Regions from separate parts of the Mus musculus genome. Here regions 1 and 3 are each linked to region 2. The links are chromatin loops, found by intact Hi-C in ENCODE. Cell type or tissue: heart. All regions are shown on one strand. Links, peaks and the distances in the headings refer to the core of each region. The heading gives the core; the rest is flanking DNA.

Region 1 (5,853 bases), core at 2,270-4,769, 55 kb before region 2:
GCCACAGCACAAGGTACAACCTTGGCTATCTCTGGAACACAGCCTCTGTGCTCTCAGAATACATTTCCCAGATTTCACCTCAACGATGCTGGTCTCTTCTTAATCACTGCTAATTTCTTAGCTCCAGCTAACCAGCATCAATAGTCCCAGTAATGCAAAGTTTTGCTTTAGTAGCTCTGGTATCTTGTCAATCACAGCTGATTCTTCAGCCCCAGCTAACCAGAACCACAGACTCTTCACAATCAAAATAGCAAAAGCCCTGATAAGAGTCTTTAATCTTCTCTCTGAAATTTCACAAACCAGACCTCCATCTTCTGCACTGTTCTCAACATTATCTTCCAAGCTCCTACACAACATCTCACAGAGTTCTTAACAAGGAATGGATCTTCTAGCCCAAAGTCCTTCCACAGTCCTCCCCAAAACATGGTCAGGTTGTCACAGGAATACCCCACTCCTGGCATCAATTTGTCTTAGTCAGGGTTTCCATTCCTGCACAAACATCATGACCAAGAAGCAAGTTGGAGAGGAAAGGGTTTATTCAGCTCACATCCCTCCATGACCTCTTTATCAGCTCCTGCTTCCAAACCTTCTTGAGTTTCAGTCCTGACTTCCTTTAGTGATGCACAGCAATGTGGAAATGTGAGCTAAGTAAACCCTTTCCTCCCCAACTTGCTTTTTTGTCAAGACTTTTGTGTAGGAATAGAAACCCTGACTAAGACATCGGGAAACACTCAACTATGAAGTTAACTCAACCCTGACCTCAAAGAAACTTCCATACTACTGAAATATTAAGAGGGAGAAGGTCAGGCCGGGTGTGGTGGCACATGCCTTTAATCCCAGCAGGAGACAGAGGCAGAGGGATCTCTGAGTTCGAGGCCAGCCTGGTCTACAGAGTGAACCCCAGGACAGCCAGGGCTACAGAAAGAAACCCTGTTTAGAAAAACAAAACCAGGCCAGGTTTGGTGGTGCATGTCTTTAATCCCAGCACTCTGGTGGCAGAGGCAGAGGGATCTCTGAGGTTGAGGCCAGCCTGGTCTACAGAGTGAGTTTCAGGACAGCCAGGGCTATACAGAGAAACCGTGTCTCAAAAAAAAAAAAAAAAGAAAAAAGGAAAAAGAAAAAGAGGGAGAAGGTCTAGAAAAAAATATGCTCATGACTTTAGGTTCAAATCTTAGTACCAAAAGAAAAAGATAATTATGGAATAAAGTAGTTATGGAAAGGAAAATAGTAGAGTGTCCATGTCCCACAAATAAGACAATAATAAAGCTATTATGTATGAGTCATATTGTCTCTACTGTTCACATAGTCATTTGATTGACAGATAGCCCTGTTCTACAAAAAAAAAAAAAATCAAGGCTGATATAGACTAATCATTACAAAATAACAATAATAAAAAATACACCAGATTCCTCTCTCTCTCTCTCTGTATCTGTCTGCCTACCTGTCTTGCTGTCTCTGTCTGTCTGTCTGTCTCCTTTTATGTTTTGATGGAGACTCTCTGTAGCTGGGCCTTGAGCTCTCATTACCCTGTTTAAGCCTCTCAAGTATAGAGACTGTAAGTGTCCACAACCTCACCTAGCTAAAACTCTACTTTCTTAGAAATTAGGTCCTGGGTTTTTGTTTGGTTTTTGGTTTTGTTTTTTGTTTTTGTTTTACACACATTTAAAAATAGAGACTAAGCCGGGCATGGTGGCGCACGCCTTTAATCCCAGCACTCGGGAGGCAGAGGCAGGTGGATCTCTGAGTTCGAGGCCAGCCTGGTCTACAAAGTGAGTTCCAGGACAGCCAGGGCTATACAGAGAAATCCTGTCTCGAAAAACCAAAAAAAAAAAAAAAAAAAAAAAAAGAGACTAAATTATACAATATTACCAGTGTCCTTTTCTATGTCTTGCTAGTATTAGTGCGTGTGTGTGTGTGTGTGTGTGTGTGTGTGTGTGTGTGTGTGTGTGTGCCACTGTGTGTATATGGAGGTCAAATGACTCTTGGGAGATGTGCTATGGTGAGGGATGGTCTTTTTCTAGATGCACTGCTGCTCCAGGCTGGCTTGCCCATGAATTTCCAGGAGATTGCTCAGCTCCCTGCAGATGTGCTGAGGTTAGACCACTTAGGGTATTTCCTGTAGGTCCAGAGGTGCAGCACAAGGCATCAGGCTGACAGACAAGCGATTATATCCATACAGCCATCTCCCCAGCCCAGGCCCAAAACCTTTTTTTTTTTAAAGATTTATTTTTATTATTTGTGTCTGTCTGTGTCTGTGTGTTGAGTGAATATCATATGTGTGTGAGTGCCTAAGGAGGCCAGAACTCCAGGTCCGTGGAGTTAGAGGTATGAGTAACTGATATGAGTATTGAGAACTAAACTCTGGTCCTCTGGAAGAACCCGAAGCACTCTTAACTGCTGAGCCATCTCTCCAGCCCAAGCCTGAAATCCATGTTCCTTGGGCCTCCACTTCCAAAGCACTTGGTTGGATTATATATGAGCAACTGGCTTCAGAGTCATTATGTAGCCCAGGCTAGCTTCACCTTGTAGGGATACTCTTATGTAGCCCAGGCTAGCTTCACCTTGTAGGGTTACTCTTATGTAGGCATTGCAGATGTGCTGGCATTGCAGATGCGGGCTGCTATGGCTGCCCTGTTCTTTTTGTATTTATCACACTTATTTATTTGTTTACTTTATTGTGCATGAAGACATAAGAGTGTCCAGGTGCAGGTATCAGGGTCATCAGATAAACTGTAGGAGTCCGTTCTCTCCTTTCACTGTCTCTGTCCCAAGGAGTGAACTTCACAGTAAGTGACTTACATATGGAGTCACCTTTCTGGCGTTTGCTTGTTTGTTTGTTTGTTTGTTTGTTTTAAGTAACAGCACTGAGATATAATCACCATCTCGGGCTGGAGAGATGGCTCAGCAGTTAAGAGCAGGCACTGTTCTAGAGGACCTGAGTTCAGTTCCCAGCACCCACATTAGGTGGTTCAAACCACCTGTAACTCCAGCTCTAAGAGGTGCCACACCCCTTGGCCTGCTGGGTCATCTGCACATGCCCAGACACAGACACACAAATATAAAGAATTTTTTAAAAAATGATGGAAATAAATTCTTTAAAAAACAAAACAAAAACCAATCTAGTCCTATCCAGAGTTTCAGAACATCATCACCGTGCAAAGAAACCCCTTATTTTCAGCAGTTTTCTACAGCTCAATGCTGCAGTCCTACTTCCGGTCTGTGGAGCTGCTTATCACAGACATGTCATATAAATGGGAGCATACCATGTATGTTAGACAGCCTCCCCCTTCCACTTCTCCATAGGCTAAGGATGGCGCCTTCTATTGAGTTTCCTTTTGCCGTCTTCTCCCTGGGACTTGAGAGCTCCAGCTTACCTGGCCCTTGGCCAAGCTTCCTCAGGCACATGCAGGGACTGCCAGTGCTGCCACCTTATGCCCGTTTCTTGAAGTAGTGGACAGTGGGTCAAGCTCTCTCTCCATCCAAGACTCCTGCTCCTCCGTATTTCTCTGGCAATCAAGGCTGTGTGGCCCAGGACACAGTGTCACCAGGAGAGGTCAAGGGTGTGCTACCTTAGGATGATGTCCCAGGTGCCTGCAAAGGACCAAGAGAGAAAGAAGCGTGTGTGTATTTGTGTGTGTGTGTGTGTGTGTGTGCATGCGCGCGCGCAAATGCATGCAGGTCTCAGGGGAACTCCGCCGCAGACACTCTCTTCCTGATTCTCTTGGCTCCCAGTGCTCGCCTCGAATCACCCCACTTTTGTTTCCCCATGTGACTCTTCAGGGACCAGGGAAGCTAACCATCTCTCAAGGTTTGTTTCCATCTGGGCTAATCCTGTTGCCACTTCCAGGGGTCACTATAGTGGTGTGTTTGGACATCGGTATGCATAAGTTATGCCTATTTTTAAAAGGGGCAAAGGCACTCTAAAGAGACTACTACCCATAATGCAGAGCAAAGGGAACAAGATTTTCTCTTCCCCTAAGTGGAGATGTTCTTTTCTCACAGAGGAAGCTCCCCAGCACTGAGTTTTTGTCACGAGGCGTATCTGAACTGAAAATCTTCCCAAGGACAGCTAGCGTGAAATGCAGTGAAATGTCACCGGATTCTGGAGCCTGCGTCTGCGACCCTCTGTGAGGTGACATGGAGGTGTCAGCAAACAACCTTTATAGGTTATTATCCATTGCACCATACTTCCGTAGTAACCTGAGTCTCCACTTCACATTCTCGCTCCTGGGAAGGACGGTTCAACTGAAGCTCACGTGCTCACTGCCGTTCTTTCACATTCTTTGGAAAAACGAATGAGTGTAAGACAGTTCTGTGGGTACAGCTAACAAGCATGAGGGCCCGAGTTCGGTAGCTGGGACCCCACATGGACGGGGGAGAGAGTTGACTCCTGCCAGTTGTCCTCTGGCCTCCTCACACAGAGACAGGGTCTCTCTACATAATTCTGACTGTCTTGAAATTCACTATGTAAACCAGGCTGGACTCAAACTCAGAGATCTGCCTGCCTCTGTCTCCCAAGTGCTGAAATTAAAGGTGTGCACTGCCACTGGCTGACTTAAAGGATGACTTTTAGAATAGTTTTTCTCCTTCCAGTGGGTGCCAGGATCAAACTCTGGCTATCAAGCTTGCGCGGCAAGCTCTTCACAGGCTGAGCCAACGTGGTGACCCATGAAAGTTATTCCTTTCTCTGTTCCTGTTTTTGTTTTCTTGTTTGTTTGTCTTTTCTTTTCTTTTCTTTTCTTTTCTTTTCTTTTCTTTTCTTTTCTTTTCTTTCCTTTTCTTTTCTTTTCTTTTCTTTCGAGACAGGGTTTCTCTATATAGCCCTAGCTGTCCTGGAAATCACTCTGTAGATCAGGCTGGTCTTGAACTCAGAAATCTGCCTGCCTCTGGGATTAAAGGCATGCACCACTACTGCCCGGCAAGACAGGGTTTTCTGTATAGTTCTGTCTTGGAAATCACTCTGTAGACCAGGCTGGCCTCAAATACAGAGCTTTGTCTGCCTCTGCCCTGCCCCTGCCCATGCCCTGCCTCTGCCCATGCCCCCCAGCCCGGCCCGGCCCTGGCCCCGGTGGCCAGGCTGGTTAAAACTCTGTCTCAATAAAAGAAGAAAAACAAACAAACAAATCCAAAAAAACCTCACCTTGAGCTGGGTGTGGTAACACATGCCTTTAATCTCAGCATTCTGGAAGCAGAGGCAGGCAGATCTCTGCGAGTTTAAGGCCAGGGGTAATGTAGAGAGATAGTCTCAAAGGAATAAACAAACAATAACAACAACAAAAGAATAGGAATGGACACTCTGGAAACTCACATTAAATTTTACAGTTTTACACATTCAACGTCAAATATGTTTTATGGGCTTATCCCCCACCAAAATTTTAAAAATCCGTTACAGAACTAGAAAAATAATTACGAATGAAATAAAATGTCATTTAATATAGAATTTAAATAATTTTAAATTCTAGTCAATATGTTTATATGTAAACAAATGTGCACATGGATATAGTTTAACAGGACGAGAGAACAGAAAGGCTAAACGTGAGGAAGGATTCGATGCACGGAATTGACAGGAGTTACGTTTGGTTTGTTTTCTGGGTTGTTTTTTTGAGACAAGGTCTCTCTTGTGTAGCTTTAGCTGTCCTAGCACTCTGTAGATCAGGCTGGCCTCAAACTCAGAGATCCTGCTGTCTCTGCCTCTTGAGTGCTGGGATTGTGTGTGTGTGTGCCCGTGCATGCACACGTGTACGTGTGCATACATGTGTCCCTTCTGAGGGTGCCCAGGGAGAGCAGAAGGGAGTGTCACACACCCTGGAGCCAGAGCTCCAGACTGCTTTGAGCCTCCTGTAGGGGTGCTGG
Region 2 (5,853 bases), core at 1,503-4,002:
CATGTGCATATGATAACATGATACACTTACATGGGACGGTCAGAGGACAACTTGCAGACTTTGTTTTTTTTTCCTTTACTGTGTGGGTCCTGGGGATCAAACTTAGGTCAATAGGCTTGGTGGCAAGCCATTTGTGTCATCTTGCTGGCCCCAAATGGCTAAACTAATCTTGCTTCTGCCTCCTGAGTGCTGGATTTAAAAGCATGCAAATGATTTTGTTGGGGGTTTTGTCCTACTTTTTTTTTTTAAGATTTATTTATTTATTTAATGTAGGTGAGTATACCACCTTTGCTCTCTTCAGAGGGGCATCAGATCCCATTACAGATGGTTGTGAGCCACCGTGTGGTTGCTGGGAATTGAACTCAGTACCTCTGGAAGAGCAGTCGGTGCTCTTAACTATGGAGCTATCTCTCCAGCTCTTGTTTTTATTCTTCAAGAAAGCATCTCATATGTAGTTCTGGCTGGCCCAGAACCCAGTATGTAGATCAGGTTGGCCTTAAACTCACCAATGAGCCTCTGCCTCCCAAGTGCTGGCATTAAAGGCGGGTGCTACCACGCTCTGCTATGTCTGAGTGTTTTATTTGCATGTTAAGTATGGTTACCAGGTGCTCGCCGATACCCATGGAGGTCAGAATAGGGTGTGAGAGTTCCTGGGACAGTTGTGAGGCACCTTGTGGGTGCTAGGAATTGAACTCCTGACTTTTGCAAGATCAACAAGTGTTCTTCGTAATCACTGAGCCAACCACTCTCCTTAGTCCCCTCCTGATCATCCGCTCCTGATCAGGGCTTGGCTCCTTCTTCTCTGTATCCATGGGAATTGCTCCCATAATTAGCAGCATCCCCTGCCTGGAACACAAACAGGCAAACGTTCCACCCTGGTAGCTGCTGCAGGGAAGGCTGGCCGATTAGATCTTTCCTTTGAGAGGCACCCCTCAGATTTGAATGTGGCGCCCACATCCTCCCACATCCGGTTTACCTGAGACACAGTTCACTAAAACCTCCCCGACTGGAGTCACTCTGATGGCTCGCCAAGTTTATCCCAGCACTTGGGAAGCAGAGGCAAGCGGATCTCTGAGCTTGGGCTATGCAGAGAAACCTCGTCTTGAAAAACACAAACAAACAAAAGAAAAAACACACTTAATCGCAGAAGGAGCTCCCTGGCTCCCTGATCTCCTAAATTGACTAAATTGAGCAATTTAGGGGGAGAGCACCGCCCCTTTCCTCTCCTCAGTCTACAGCCCGCGGGTTTTCGATGATGAAAGCCGAAAGCTGGAGTCTTCATGGGTGTCATCAAGTGATCAAATGCCGGAGGTGGGGGGGGGGGGCTTTGAGGAGTAAAGGGGATCGAACATTTCTACCACACATAAACATTAACTGCAAATAGAAGTGTGAAGAGCAGGGAGCCTTCTCTTCAGATTTTAGAAGTTTCAGTAAGATGGGCTAGCACCCTCCGGCCCCTCCCTGGAGACGCCTGGTGCTCTTCCACCCAGGGCGGGGCGTCTTCTTATCTGGATATAGCTAGGATTATGTGCACCATTCAGACACTGTGGGGAGAGACAATATCCATTTTCCTTCCAACATCAAGGCAGCCTTTTAAAGCTTTATCCGGACTTATTTTGGTTCCTGCAATAAAAAGGCGAGGTGGGAGAATTATGTCTAACAAAAATAACGCCATTGTGCGCTCCGAGTTTCCCACTGCAGGCCACTTTTAAAGCATTTTGCTGTCACCTCCGCCGCCTCACACGCATTCAGGCAGGTTGGCAGTGAACAAAGAGAACTCACTTCACACATACCAGCCCTAAACCTCCACTCTCCGGACAAAAGTGTCCCTCGGCAATGTTTTGCTCCTGGCTCTGCTGAAGGGCCATTCAGTCACTTCCAGCCCTCTTTCTCTTGGGAGACAAAGGCACCTTTGGGCTGAAGTGACACGGGAGAGTTAGAATCAGATTTGTTATCGAAATTGCAGCCCTCAATTTTAGCAAGAGGCTCAGTCTGTCTACTGCTACCACAGGAAGGCAGCCTTTATAACCCTGGAGCACTGGGCCAATTATGCACCTGCAAATATACCATACAAGACATTTCAGGTTCTGAGCACTTTGAAAACCGATCCTTAAACAGTCTCGAGGGACCCGATCCCCCACGTCGGGGATAAAGGCTGCTTTGGAATCTGCTATTGGCACCAGAAAGCGTCCTCTGAAGTCACTCAAAAGCCATTTTTATTGTGCATTGGCAAACAAAGAGCCTCATCTCACCAAAACAAAGTCTGTTACCAAATCAGGGTGGGAAGTCAGACTCAGCCCGCGAAGAGTCAATTACCCTGGCAATTTTGTGAAGGGCTGGGAAGCAATTCCTGGGGGAGAGCAGTGTATAGAGGGGTGGGTGGAAGGATTCTGGGAGGGGGCTGGCTCTGAAAACTTCTCCTTCATGAAAAGGAAGTACCATTACCTCTAAAACCCTACCAGTTATGACAGAAGGGCCTCTGTGACTTCTGGTTATACACTTTTTATTATTATTAACTGGGGAAATGTAGATTATGTGAATTTTAAAACAACTTTTGGAGCAACCTTGGCTGCTTTCTAAGGAACTTGTCTGCAGTGTTGTAACCTGAAGCTCAGAGTCAGGTTGGTGACCCGTGTGTCCCTCACCTGAAAAGCGACCTTCTTCTGGGGCTCACTTCCTTGATAAGCGGGCAGATGCTCACCGCACTGTTTATCTGGGGAAAGAAATACGTGTGGGAAAAGAAGCAATTTTCTTCTCATTGCAGTTAAAGAAAGTCATGGTCGCCTGTTGTGGGTTTAGCCTGCCACCTGTTGGTCAAAAGAAGAACAGCAGGGAACTAGGGATGAAAGCGCCCATCTGGTGAAAGGTTTTGATGTAGTCAAATCTTTTTCTCTCTGCCTCTCTCCCACCTATTCTTTTCCTCCTGTCTGTCAGTCTGTCTGTCTGTCATCTCTCTCTCTCTTTTCCTTTCAACAGTTTACTGGTTTGTTATATGAACAGACATACTCATAAAATGGGTCGGTGAGATGTCTCAGTGTGTAAAGGCGCTTGCTGGCAAGCCTAAAGAACTGAGTTCAATCCCTGGGACCCACGTGGGTGGATCACACCAACTCCCACTGGTAGCCCCTCCCACACACAAGGTACTGCATACACACAGAGATGATGGAATTAAAATGTTTTCTGTATGTCAGGGTAAGAAACGTAATGAATAGTCCAAATAAGACTATGAAATAAAGCCAGGCATGGTGGCACATACCTTTAATCCCAGCACTTGGGAGGCAGATTTCTGAGTTTGATGCCAGCCTGGTCTACAGAGTGAGTTCTAGGACAGTAAAAAACAAAACAAACAAAAGACTATGAAATAACATATCAAGAATGGAGAACTAATGTCATGATGCTTTCCGCAGAAGGGGGAAGGGAAGTGCTCTTATTAAAAGCTGTTTGGGGGGGCTGGAGAGATGACTCAGAGGTTATGAGCACTGACTGCTCTTCCAGAGGTCCTGACCTGAGTTCAATTCCCAGCAGCCACATGGTGGTTCATAACCATCTATAATGAGATCTGGTAGTGCCCTCTTCTGGCATGCAGGCACACATACAGACAGAACACTGTGCATGATACATTGAGAGAGAGAGAGAGAGAGAGAGAGAGAGAGAGAGAGAGAGAGAGAGAGAGAGAGAGAAATTGAGGTTATAATTCAGGGTCTGGTCTAAGAAACTAAGCTCTTTTTTGTTGTTATTTTGGTTTTTTGTTTTGTCTGTGTAGCCCTGGCTGGCCTCAAACTCAGAAATCCGCCTGCACCACCACCCGGCTCAAAAACAAGCTCTTCGTCTCTTCAGCTTCTTTTTTGTTTTGTTTTGTTTTGTTTTGTTTTGTTTTGTTTTGTTTTGTTTTGTTTTTCGACACAGGGTTTCTCTGTGTAGCCCTGGCTGTCCTGGAACTTACTCTGTAGACCAGGTTGGCCTCGAACTCAGGAGTCTGCCTCCCAAGTGCTGGGATTAAAGGTGTGCACCACCACATCTGGCCTTTCTTCCTTTTTTTTTTTTTTTTAAGATTTATTTATTTACTATATGTAAGTACACTGTAGTTGTCTTCAGACACACCAGAAGAGGGCATCAGATCTTGTTACAGATGGTTGTCAGCCACCATGTGGTTGCTGGGATTTGAACTCAGGACCTTTGGAAGAGCAGTCAGTGCTCTTAACCACTGAGCCATCTCACCAGCCCCCCCACCTTTTTTAAAAAACAAATAATAATACTGTATTTACCCTGTAAATTTACTGTAAGAGCCCTGGGGCCAGCTATGGCACCACATGTCTGTAATCCCAGTACACTACAGGCTAAGGGTAGAGGATAGTGCGCTTAGAGTCAACTTGTCCACATAGAAAGACAAATTGCGAAACAACAGCAAAATTTACAGAGCTAGGCCAGGCAGCACATACCTTAATCCTAGTCCTTAAGAGACAAAGAGACAAGCAGACTTCTGTGAGTTCAAGGCCACCCTGATCTTGAACCTACAGAGGGGGTTCCAGGTCAGCTATGAATTAATTCTAAGCCATCCAAGTTTACACAGTGAGACCCTATTTAAATCTAACCTCTCCAAAAAAAAATAAAATTAAAAAAATGAGGTTATGGAGGTAGCTCAGTGGTAATGGCCCCTCCTTGAGTTTGATGGTGAATTCAGTCTCTGGGACTTACATGGTGGAAAGGAAAAACTTGCACCTGAAAAAATGTCCTTTGACTTGTGAGGTGGAAATTTCTGGTTTCTCTGGAAGATTCAGCTGTGGTATGAGACATTTTTCTGGAAACTGTCTTTTGAGAGGATGTTTTGCTGAGGCAATCACATGGGAGGGTATTTTGCTGTGAACGGACATGTAGTGTTTTTCTTGAGGTTGCCTGGGAAGGGGGCATGCGATGTTTTGCTGGAGTGGACAATTGTTTGGAAAAGTGCAAGGATGACCCAACAGACCATGAACAGCAGTGCTGCGTGGCATTGGTTTGCCTTGCCTTCCTGGTTGAGCATCCTTTGTCTTCTTGACATTGTGGAGAGAAATGCACCAAAGAACTTAATGGTGGTGTTTGGGCGGCTTCTTCCTCCTTCCAATGACTCAGGGCCGATTGGCAGACCCTCACAGTTCTGAATCAAACTGCCATTGCTGATTTGTGAACAGTGTTCGGGGGCGGGCCGTTGCCGCTGTCGATCCATGTGAACTGAACCGCCGCTATCCTCACAATGAAGGTTGATACCACCCCGCAAAAACCTATTTCTAAACAGGTCCATATCTTCCTTTACCCTATTAACCTTCTCTTCCCACTATCTCTAGTGGGTGGTGGGCTAGAAGGTAGGTTAAAGCATTTTAGTATCCTTATTAAACTAGGACTTGAAAAATATGTCTACAGACCCCTATATGTACATCATGGTGTGTTTGACCCACCCGCCTACACACATGTCTGCACACATGATAAGTGAACATAATTAAAAAAAATATTTATTATATGTAAGTACACTATAGTTGTCTTCAGACACACCAGAAGAGGGCATCAAACTCCATTACAGATGGTTGTGAGCCACCATGTGGTTGCTGGGATTTGAACTCAGGACCTCTGGAAGAGCAGTTGGTGCTCTTAACCACTGAGCCATCTCCCCAGCCCATAATTTTTTAAAGTAAGATAATAATTACTTTTTTAAATTTATGAGTTAGGGAGCTGGAGAGATGGCTCAGTGGTTAAGAGCACTGACTGCACTTCTGAAGGTCCTGAGTTCAAATCTCAACAACCACAGGGTGGCTCACAGCCATCTAGGATGGGATCTGATGCCTTCTATTAACTTTAAAGTGTACATGCAGGCAGCGCCTT
Region 3 (5,853 bases), core at 1,651-4,150, 240 kb before region 2:
GGATCACTGGGGTGTAGCCCAGGATGGGGTGTAGCCCAGGATAGAACCCACGCCTTCTGCCATTAGTGCAAGGGTAAGGATTTATTTAGTTTAGTGTTTTGAGACAGGGTCTCTCTAGCCTTAGCTGGCCTACATCGGCCTGTGTAGTGCAGGCTAGCCTCAATCTTGATCTTCCTCCCTGGGTTTCTGAGAGCTACTGCACATTTTAGGAACCACCCTGTAAATGTGGCAAATGCACTTGGTGGGTGTAATTAGGAGTAGCAGAGTTCTTAAGAGTCTTGCTAGATAAGGTGTGTGTGGTGGGGGGGCACGAAATGGAGCTGGGTGTGAGGTTTCGTGCCTGTAAACCAGCAGTTGAGAAACAGGAAGATCACCAAAAGCTTGAGGCTAGCCTGGGCTACAAAGTAAGAGCCTGTCTCAAAAAATGACAAAGGAGAATAGGGAAAGGAGTATTGGTTGAAAAATATGGAAGAGGTTATTAAAACAGTTAGTGACAGAGCTGTCAGGGAGTGGAGAAGAGACAGGTCTACCCTATAGAAGGGACAAGCTGGCAGAGGGCACCACTGGAAACCAGAGCAGCTGGGCCTTTGGGGTTGGGATTTGACCAGTTTGCGTGTTCCTTGGGTCAGAGGCTGTCGGAGAGGCTGAAGGAAAGGCTTGCCCTTTAGGTCGCTTGTCTTGGAGACAGAGCATTTGCCCAGGTTGCCGGAGGTGGGAATTTAGATATCTGTGTCAGGCCCTTGAGGACACGTGTCTGGAATAGTGGCAGTAGAACACGAGGTCCCTCGTGGGACTGCCAAGGCGAGGGCTCGTGTGTCACCAGTGTTAGCAGTGTCCCATCTGTGTCCTGTCTGGAAGGGAAAAGACCCTATGGCCCAAGAAGACTAGAGCCTTTGCCTTGGTAGAAAGAATGAGATGACAATAGGTACTGAGCACCTGTGTGCCAGCTGTCAGGGGTCGGGGAGGGACTCTGTCTACTTGTGATCTTGCAGAAGAGAAAAAGGGAGTGATGGGGACAGGATTTGGACACCCTGGCCTGGCTCTTGAGCATCTGCCACACCAACTGGAGGGCCAGTGCTCCCTGGTCCTTTGTGGGGAAGAAACTGGAGCCCCAAGGGAGGGCTGCAATGGGCGGCTCATACCCACCTGTGGGGGGTGGGGCAGAAGAGATGTGTGTGGGTGGTGGTCTTGAGAAGAGGGCAGCTCCTGCCCAGGCCAGTCCCCCCATCTTCTGCCGTGTCTAAGCCTTAACCTCCCCTCAGCACTCTGGGCATCCAGGAGAAGTACTTAGCACCCTCGGAGCAGACCGCAGAGCAGGAAGCCATGCAGCTGTGACACATGGGCCTGGAGAGCCGGGGACACCTCAGCGAGGTACGGACCCAAAAACCACGTCCAGCCAGAGCAGAGGCTGGGAGGAAACCTCCATCCCTGCAAAGGACTTCTAGAGAAGAAGCCACGCATAGCACCCTTTGTGGTGCCGACAAGCTCAAGCCCCAGGAGGACTGGCTCTACATGGGCTGCAGTGGATGGGCATGCTACGATAGGAGATGAGTCTCTATTTTTTTGTGACCTTAAACCTTTCTTCAACCCTCTGGACCCAGGGATTTGGAGAACAAAGAAATGTCTTTAATTAACGTTTTAATTAAATTTAATTTAATTAATGTTTTTAAATAACGTTTTTTTAGTGTGTGTCTGTGTTGCTCAAGCATGTGTGTGTGTATGCGCGCGCGCACACGCGTGTGTGGGCTGGGGGGCCTGTGTATGGAGGTCAGAGGGTAACTTGGAGCTGGTTCTTCCCTGAGTTCTGAGGTTGAACTCGGGTCAGGGACATGGTGACAGATGCTCTTGCCTGACGCTCTTGTTTCTTCAGGTCAGTGTTTCACAGCCTGGGCTCACAGCCTGGGCTCACAGCCTTGGCTAGGCAGATTACAGCTATGCACTGGACTCTTGTCGTGATTTAGTTGTTCTTCAGTGCTTTTTTAAAAAAGATTTTATTTATTTTATCTATGTGAGTACACTGTCGCTGTCTTCAGACACACCAGAAGAGGGCATCAGATCCCATTTCAGATGGTTGTGAGCCACCATGTGGTTGCTGAGAACTGAACTCAGGACCTTTGGAAGAGCAGTCAGTGCTCTTAACTATTGAGCCATCTCTCCAGCCCCTTGTTTGTTTGTTTTGTTTTTTCGAGACAGGGTTTCTCTGTGTAGCCCTGACTGTCCTGGAACTCACTCTACTGAACTCAGAAATCTGTCTCTGCCTCCCAAGTGCTGGGATTAAAGGCGTGCGCCACCACTGCATGGCTCATGGTTTTATTCTGCTTTTCTCAAATACTAGTCAAAGTTTGAAAAATTAACATAACTTGGGCTGGAGACATAGCTAGTAGTGGCTAGCACACACAAGGTGCCAGAGTCAACTCCCAGCACTTCCAAAGACAGGCAAAAGAGTCCTTCAGACAGTCCATTCTGTGTGGGGGTGAATGCCTCTAATCCCAGCACAGGACGTGGAGGCAGTAGGATTGGGAGTTGAAGGCCAGCCTTGGCTAAATAGTGAGTTTCAGACAAGCCTGGGCTGTAGAAGCCCTTGTCTAACGATCTGTGCAAAGTGAGTTATTTAAGGTATGCTAGGACTGTTGTCTGGGAACGGGAATGTTTCTCTTTGCTGTTTGTGCTGTTTGGGGGGTGGGAGGGCTGCAGTTTGCGTTTCCAGCCAGTAGGTGGCACTGTAGACTTAGTTTTCCCCATAGAACCTGACAGGAAGGGCCTGATGGCCAAGGGGCACTGGTGCCAGAGACTTTTCTGACTTTATCTATAGACCAATTGCACGCAGCTACATGTGTGCAGGGCTCGGCATTTTACACAGAACCTGCAAATACAGAATCCTCACACGTCTCTTACAGCGATCCAGAGAGAAACAAGCTAGGGAATGTCCGGAGACTGGTTCCCTCGTGGCTCACTTTGCCAAGTAACTCTGGAGTGGCCCCTCTTTGGTATACATACTGATGAAAAGTTCCAGCCACCATGCTGTGGGAGCTGCGGTCAATCAAGAGGGAACACTGAGGCATCTGTACGTGGTTCCAAGTACCGATGGAGTTGAATCGGTGGTGGGTTTCTGTGCTGCGGGCAGAGGGAGAACGCAGCTTCTTCATAAAGTCTGCCCTGAAGTGGCTCGTGTTGGCTTCCCAGTGTGGGCAGCCATAGCTGAGAGCAGGAGGGGGCAGCCAGCTTCGCTCCCACGCCTGGCTTCGGAGGGATAATAATGGGGTGCTGTTTCCCCAGCCTCTTTCATCTGAGGAGTTCAAAGTGCCTCACCCTTATTAATGCCCTGCACAGTGGGGGGAGAGTACCCACAGAGCAATCCAGGGAAACTGAGAGCAGGAGCCACAACCCGAGGTGGTGAGTCAACTGTGGGGCCTGGGGCCCAGGAATCCCGCCACCCAGGCTGCTGGGAAATGCCTCGTCTAGGGAGGAAGGCAGCTTCTGGGTTTGAATAGCATCAGTAGCTGTGGCCGTGGGTTTTGATGCTTACCCATCAGACTCACCAGAGAAAACCACATGCAGGGACTGACGGCATCACTTACAGCGTCACAGCTCAGCTGTACCCCTCAGCATACATTCACTGCGGCCACAGTGGAGGTATGGAGCAGGTTACAGCTTATTTTGAGACCTTGGTGTGGCAGCAAGCATTTTTTCCTTTGGTGAATATGGTTCACAACCAGGCTCGGTGGTGCCCATCTGTAATCCCAGACACTGGAGTTGGGGGGTCAGCTTTTGTATTAGCAAGTTCCAGGCTGGTCTGGGCTACATCTCGTCTGTCTCAACATACAAACACTCGTGTAATTTCTGATAGCAAAAGGACTTCCTGGTCTGTGTACTTAAGACTGTGGTGATGAGCCGGGCAGTGGTGGTGCACGCCTTTAATCCCAGCACTTGGGAGGCAGAGGCAGGCAGATTTCTGATTTCGAAGCCAGCCTGGTCTACAGAGTGAGTTCCAGGACAGCCAGGGCTACACAGAGGAAACCCTGTCTCAAAAAAACAAAACAAACAAACAAAAAAAAAAACAAAAACAAAAACAAAAAGAAAGAAAGCAGAGGCAGGGGGCTGGAGAGATGGCTCAGTGGTTAAGAGCACTGATTGCTCTTCCAGAGGTCCTGAGTTCAGTTCCCAGCAACCACATGGTGGCTCACAACCATCTGTAATGGGATCTGATGCCCATTTCTGGTGTGTCTGAAGATAGTGACAGTGTACTTGCATATATAAAATAAATAAATCTAAAAAGAAAGAAAGAAAGAAAGAAAGAAAGAAAGAAAGAAAGAAAGAAAGAAAGAAAGAAAGAAAGCAAGCAAGCAAGCAGAGGCAGGCATTTCTTTGTTCAAGGCCAGCCTGGCCCCTACATAGCTAGTTCTAAACCGGATGGCAACATGATGAGATCTGTCAAAACAAAAACAAAAACAAAAACAAAAACAAAAACAAAAAAAACATTAATCTCAGCACTCATGAGACAGAGGCAGCACTTGGGAGACAGAGGCAGATGGATCTCTGTGAGGCCAGCCTGGTGTAGACAGCCAGTTCCAAGACAGCCAGGGCTACACAGAGAAACCTTGTCTTGGAAAACAATATTTATTGTATGTGTGTGTCTGTATGGCTGTATGGTATATATACAGATACACAGGTATCTGGAGAAGCCAGAAGAGGGCATCAGATCCCCTGGAACTCGTTACAGATCACTGTAAGGTACTTTAGGTGCAGAGAATTGAACCCAGGTCCTCTGCAAGACCACTGGGTACTCTTAACCCCTGAGCTCTCTATCTCTATCCTTTGTAACTTTACAAGCATTTTAGTTACATTTGTGTGTGTGTGTGTGTGTGTGTGTGTGTGTGTGTGTGTGTGTGTGTGTGTGTGTGTGTGCCTTCACGTGCTTGCCCATGCATGCACACGAGCACTTAGCAAAGGTGGAGGCCAGAGGCCAACTTAACAGAAGTCAGCTTTCTCCACCCGGTGGAGTCACAGTGATGGGACTCAGGTGGTCAGGCTCGGCAGCAGGTGCCTTTGGCCATTAACCCATCTTGCCAGCCGTCAAAACAGGGTCTCTCACTGTCCAGGGGTACACTGATTCTGCTGACTAACCAGCAAGCTCCAAGGACCTCCTCTCTGCCCACAGCCCTGGGATGACAGCTCACAGGCTTTTACTGTGGGTGCTGGGGTCTTTGTTTAGAGCCTCTGGATGGAGCCGCTCTTCCAATATCTCGGTCCTCCAGTGTTCACACGGCTCTGTGGGTCACAAACATAGCAGAAATGCAAATGGAAGCTTTTTTCCCCAGTCTTCCACGTTGACCTGCAAGTCTCTAAGGTCAGATAGAGATCACAGGTCAGCTTTGCTCTGGGGCGGAGGCGGGGGTGGGGGGAAGAGGGCGGCGGGATGGGGAGAACATGTCTTCCTTCTTCCCATCGCACCCCTACTCCTCTTCTCGGCAGCTCTGCACAGGAGAGCGGCGCCCTAACCACTTTCCCTACTCACAGGTTTAAGAACTCCTCTTCCCAGAGTCCAGGGTTGCTCTCTTATCTCCAGACAGACTTCAATTTCCTAGCCCTGTAAGGAGAAGATTGGGTGGAAAGGAGAGATGAATCAGCCCGGGACACCCCCAGGGTGGCATACTTGTCTGCTGCCCCCACAGACATTCCTGGCTCCTGACTCAGTGGGTAGGTGGAGCGAGGGGGGCTTGTGGAAGGGAGCTGTACTTTGCAGAAACCTGCCCTCCCCACCCCACACAGAGCAGAGGTGGGGGGTGGTGTGGGCCCCGTGAACCAGGTGAAGAGCAGGAACAAAGGGAAGTAGGTTGAGGAGACCTCAGCGTG

Evidence for each region. Peaks named below come from ENCODE experiments on the same cell type or tissue, not always from the same donor. Only the 100,000 strongest peaks of a DNase experiment are listed, where the experiment ranks them.
Region 1: a loop joins it to region 2, with 2.6 times the contacts of the local background. A loop is called at or near these places in 7 of 42 quality-filtered maps.
Region 3: a loop joins it to region 2, with 7 times the contacts of the local background. A loop is called at or near these places in 30 of 42 quality-filtered maps.

Annotation. Positions count from the first base shown.
Region 1 is chr4:133,771,384-133,777,236 of GRCm38, forward strand. It overlaps Gm30019 (a long non-coding RNA gene), which reads right to left and starts at 4,391. Exons shown (of 3, transcript XR_003955286.1): 1 at 4,159-4,391; 2 at 3,375-3,591. It overlaps Gm29942 (a long non-coding RNA gene), which reads left to right and starts at 3,680. Exons shown (of 3, transcript XR_390817.4): 1 at 3,680-3,808; 2 at 4,003-4,166. In heart, for the core only: a CTCF peak has its summit at 3,435 (motif pointing left); DNase peaks (open chromatin) are centred at 3,388 and 3,698.
Region 2 is chr4:133,827,109-133,832,961 of GRCm38, forward strand. No RefSeq gene overlaps it. Among named protein-coding and RNA genes, the nearest start is that of Gm12974, 14 kb to the left of the region's middle. In heart, for the core only: a CTCF peak has its summit at 2,812 (motif pointing left); a DNase peak (open chromatin) is centred at 2,773; H3K4me3 peaks cover 901 bases; H3K27ac peaks cover 540 bases.
Region 3 is chr4:133,590,064-133,595,916 of GRCm38, forward strand. It overlaps Gpn2 (GPN-loop GTPase 2), which reads left to right. Exons shown (of 5, transcript NM_133884.2): 5 at 1,263-1,672. The coding sequence ends at 1,335. Gm42324 (a long non-coding RNA gene) reads right to left here. Exons shown (of 2, transcript XR_881487.1): 1 at 5,516-5,853; 2 at 4,876-5,268. Among named protein-coding and RNA genes, the nearest start is that of Gm42324, 3.0 kb to the right of the region's middle. In heart, for the core only: a CTCF peak has its summit at 2,717 (motif pointing right); a DNase peak (open chromatin) is centred at 2,708; H3K27ac peaks cover 337 bases.